Linked DNA regions of Homo sapiens: region 2 is linked to region 1. A link is an interaction called in ENCODE POLR2A ChIA-PET data of the cell type or tissue named here. Cell type or tissue: OCI-LY7. All regions are shown on one strand.

Region 1 (2,500 bases):
TTTTTGGTGAAGAAATGGATTCGGTTACATAAGAGTGCAGTTTCAGATTGAAGATAAGCCAAGTTCATCACTGAGCTCAAGATTTCCACCTCGACCATGAGCAGTGACCAGATTGAAAGGGAAGCAAGTTCGCCAGAGAGAAAGTTGACCGTGGCACCCTCCTGCATTGCGCTGCCATTTGGCCAGCCTTTCCAAGGGCATGACACCAAACACACACTACAGAGAGGGAAACACTACCGCGACCCAGGATTGTCCTGAAACAGACATCTATACTTGAACATGGAGACTGCACATGGATTTTAGGGTTTGTGCTCTGAGATAAACGAAAGCTACAGCGAGAGAACATAACCAATCCCAAAGACAATTTCAAAGAACAATGACAGTAAAGGTTAACTGGGAGGAATATTTGACAGTACTTATTTGATATTGTCTCTCAGAGTTGCAAACTAGATTGTACACAACATTAGTGTCAGATAGCTTTGAAGTTGTGACCTTCTTGTACATGAATCTTCTAGCCAGTTTCCTTTCCTTTGTAAGAGATAACAAAGCATGAAACCCTAGAATGAGTGAGAAGTTCAGACATTAGGTATAAGGAAACTCATTTGCAGACTCTCTGTCCAAGAATGCTTCCTGTCTTGCAGGGGCTAGTGAGTCTTGGGTGTGTTTATGTTATGCTCACATTTGTGTTTTATTTGAAAAGTGGATGGTCAATAAATGGCTTATCTTTCAACTGCAACAACAAAAAAGAAATGCAGATTTACATCCTTTTCCTCTTTAAGCTCCGTCAGTTTTCTGATATTTCTAGAAGGTCAGACACCTGGCATGGTTTATGAGGCCCGTGATAATGGGGCCCCTGGTCACCTCTGCTGCCCCGTACACTGTCATTTCTCATATGACAACCATGCCCATGACTATCCTGGACACCCTGTGTTCCCTCTGCTCACTGTGAAGGGAATGCCCTCAACCACTCCTACCCTCCTTTAAGACTCAGCTCCTGAGGAGCCACACATCGTCTAAGCAGGAGTGACAGACTCCTTCCTCTGTGCTCCCATAGATCTCATAAGGGATGACCACACTTACTATAGTAGCTAGGTCTGACGAAGCACTTGCTCTATTGCTCTACAGCTGGCAGTGTACTAAACGCTTAACTTCGCTTACCGTAGTAAGTCCTCATGATCTAATTGAAGAAATCGTATCTTTATTCCCATTTTTATTCCCATTTATAAATGTAGAAACCAAAGCTCAGACACTGCCTAAGTGGTGGGGCTGGGGCTGAGCCTGTATTGAGCACAGAGCCCTCACTTTTAACCCTTTTAACCATGCTTTTAGCCACACCACCTCACCACAGTGAACTGTCTTTGCTTACAGATCTGTCATCCCCACTTAAATGTGAGCTTCCTCCAGGGCAGGGATTTGCTTTGTTCATTTCTTTTCCTTAACCCCAGGACCTAGCACATCACAGGAGCTCAGCAATTTGTAGAAAGAAACCAGTTCTGGATTTGTCTTTTCCAACATTTAATTTCTCAGATGGCAGTATTTATCATCTAAAAAGTGAACAAAAATTAATTTTGCATCTAGTGTCTACATGTCTAAGCAAGAAAGAGCTTTCTTATCCCTGGAGGTATTTTATCTGTAATGTTTACCTATGAGCTATTTTAAATGATTCTTCAAAATTTAGAGTCCAGAAGGTAGAAGACCATGTCCTTTCTGAAAATGTCCCTTCCTTTCCCAGGTACCAGGCTCTTTTTAAAATTAGCTTCTGAATATGAACAACCCAGCTCTTTAAAGTTTAATGTCCCAGCCATTTTAATTGTTTCTTTCGAAGTACAAAAGAGCAGCTGGGCCACATCGGCACTAATCACTTGCCAACTTTCCTTTTTACAAAAACAGCTAAGCTCTTTCTGAGATTTAAAATCACTCCATCTGAGACCCCAGCTTGGCACCTATCTTTGCACTAACATAAAAGGAACCTAATTTCTGCTTTTAAGAAATGTGTTGCGGAAGTGATTTTTGGTTTGGGGTTTGTTCTCCTTCTTCTTTTTAAAAATAACGTAATAAAGTGTAATACAACTTTTAAAGTTTTTTTTTTCCTTTACCAGTTCTCTATTCTCCTTTTCTACTTGAATTGTCCTGAGACAGGTTGCCAGATAAAATACAGGTTGCTCAGCAAATGTGAATTTCAGAGAAACAACAGATACTCTCCTAGGGCATGGACCGTGCAATATTTGAAACATACTTGTATTAAAAAGTTATTTGTTGTTTATTTGAAATTCAAATTTACTGGGGCCCCATGCTTTAGTTTGCCAAATCTGCCAACCATAGCCTGAATGCTTCCCGTTCCCACCATGAGTTTGGCAAATGGAAAATGCTAACCTATGCGATGGACACTGCTGTATTCTGAAAATGAATATGTAAATAAATCAAACTACCGTGACTTGAGAGAGCTCATTACGTGCGTGCGTGCATGCCTGCCCACTGGTCCCTGCTAAATAATTCCCTT
Region 2 (2,500 bases), 280 kb after region 1:
GCATGATCTTGGCTTTGTTCCTATTCCTAGTCTCCCTTGGAACTAGGAATTGGTTCCTGCTTCACTCTCCTGCCTTCCTATCACTTCTTCCTCATTTATTCTTCCTGAATTATTTGGTTTCTTCCTCAGACGTTCTTTCCTACTTTTTTGTCTAAGGCAGCTTCTGTTGCTTGCAACCAAAAATTCTAATAGGCACATAGTAGGCACTCAAATAAGTCTTAAATGAAAATAAAATTAATGAATTATTATCATAATTTTTGTAGAACACTTCACAATTTCCAAGCACTCTCTCGTATCCTAATTACTGCACCTGGTCACTGTCTCATTTGTCTTCCAGTTAAGTTATAATATTTAACAAGGGCAAATCCTTCTTGATGCAAGAGTCAAGTTAAAGAAAATTTTAAAAATCTAAACCAGGCTTAGACGTGATTTTTTCCAAAGTATGCTACGCAATCTCATGGTATTAGGTACCACTATGAATGGTATCATTTAAGTAAAAAGGAAGCCCTAAAAAATGAAATTTAGAATACCAACTGGGGAGTAAAAGCTGGAAAGTATAGGGCATGAAATAAAGTTTAAAACTTTTTGAAGGAGGCTGGGTGTGGTGGCTCATGCCTGTAATCCCAGCACTTTGGGAGGCTGAGGTGGGTGGATCACCTGAGGTCAGGAGTTGGAGACCAGTCTGGCCAACATGGTGAAACCCCATCTCTACTAAAAATACAAAAATTAGCCAGGCATGGTGGCACGTGCCTGTAATCCCAGCTACTCAGGAGGCTAACGAACGGGAGGTGGAGGTTGCAGTGAGCCCAGATTGTACCACTGCACTCCAGTCTGGGCAACAGAGCGAGACACTGTCTCAAAAAAAAAAAAAAAAAACTTTTTTAAGGAAATTTGATATGCAAATAGTTGCACAGAAGAGATGTAGAAGTGATAACTGAAACTTCAAATATGAGCTGGCATTCGCCAGATGAAATAGCATCAAAGAGCTCTAGAAAAGAGCACTGAAACTTCAGATAGGAAGTTCACCCACCACTCTACCAGGTGCAGTGGGGTAGAAACGGTTCAGTGTAGAGGTCTAGAAATGAGCACTGAAACTTCAGATAGGAGCTGGCATTCACCAGGTACAGTGGAGGTAGAAGTGGTTCAGACGCTGAAGGAGCAACATCTACAAAGGCAAAAACTATGTCCCTTCAAAACACAAAGAATATTTGCTTTAATCATATGGCTCTAACCAAGGGGGGGAGGGTTGTGAATTCTTAAAAATATCTTCACCCACCCCATCTCACTTTACTAGAAATTGAAGTCAACCATAACCCACACCGTTCTCCAAGAATTAAATGGGAAATTTTATAATTACAAATGGTATTTCAAAACTTGATGTTTCAGAATTCCCTTAATAATTCCACTACCTTGTTATCAAATTATGTTGATAAGGTAAAGAATTTGACACAGGGCATCCTATTTGGTCTCTGTCAACACGAAGCCCCCAAACCAGGTTTCCTCAGTCTGATAGTTGGAAAACAGTTACAAAATCCATTAGTCCATCTCAGTAAGGGAGAGAGGAACAGCCATTTTGTGTGCAGTGACCTATCCTCAGCCCCATGGACTATGTAGCAGGAGATGTAGTGGCGAGGTTCCTTTTTTACTCTCTATATCTGATCTCCAAGGAGTCAGTGCTCAACTCTTTCCAGGATAAAGTCTGAAGAACACATTTCACCAATAAAAAAAGATAGTAAATACTTGAGTCGTTTCAGAGAGAGAAAAATATGAAACACTGAAGATGAAGCGCTTAAATCTTTAATGTTTTTGGACAACACAGTCTATATGTTTTCTGCATAATGTATCATTTCTTTAAACTATAGTATTAAAAATAATTTCAAATTGTAATGAAAAGTCATTTGGCTTTAAAACCACCCAGGAAGAGGATATAAAATGCGTATACCAAAAGACTATGATGCGGCTTCCAGTGTTTTTCTGATATAGATCATAATAATTTAAAAAGGCTTTTGTCAGGCTGTCTGAATACATCAAATACTTTCTCATTTCTGTGTCGGCTGTGAAGCTCTAACTATAGTGGCTTCTCTAGCAGGTATTCTCCGCACAACTGTGCCAAATCGTTCTGAGGACACCCAGATTCTCCTCCTTCTCAAAACAGACATTCCTGACTGGGTCCTAGGGCAGGGAGAGGGGCGTTGGACCCCTACTGCCCTCTGGGTTCTCCGAGCACCAGGACTTGTTGCTCCGGCGGGAACTCGCGCGGATCCACCGGCTCGGCACATCCTGCCTACAAGTAGGGCGGCGTGTGCTAGGAGCCGGGCCCCGGGCCGAGTCGTCCGTGCCGCAGCGGAGAGCTCCGACCGGCGCGGCCCCACCATCCGCTGACCTTCGCCCGGTCCGGCCTGGAGCCCGGCCGCGGCCTCCCTAGGCCTCTCTAGGCCGGGCGCCGGTTCAGCGAGGACCGGAAGCGCCCGCCGTCCGCCCTTCCGCCTCCAGGCCGCGG

The links. ChIA-PET counts read pairs that join two places held together with the same protein. Peaks named below come from ENCODE experiments on the same cell type or tissue, not always from the same donor. Only the 100,000 strongest peaks of a DNase experiment are listed, where the experiment ranks them.
Region 2: POLR2A ChIA-PET joins it to region 1 with 5 read pairs; 3 of 35 experiments call an interaction of 5 or more read pairs at or near these places.

Annotation. Positions count from the first base shown.
Region 1 is chr18:57,147,867-57,150,366 of GRCh38, forward strand. BOD1L2 (biorientation of chromosomes in cell division 1 like 2) reads left to right here. Exons shown (of 1, transcript NM_001257964.2): 1 at 1-2,500. Among named protein-coding and RNA genes, the nearest start is that of BOD1L2, 2.0 kb to the left of the region's middle. In OCI-LY7, no CTCF peak of the experiment used is centred here; no DNase peak of the experiment used is centred here.
Region 2 is chr18:57,425,352-57,427,851 of GRCh38, forward strand. No RefSeq gene overlaps it. Among named protein-coding and RNA genes, the nearest start is that of ONECUT2, 8.8 kb to the right of the region's middle. RefSeq lists a silencer at 1,054-1,103. In OCI-LY7, no CTCF peak of the experiment used is centred here; a DNase peak (open chromatin) is centred at 990; H3K27ac peaks cover 1,469 bases.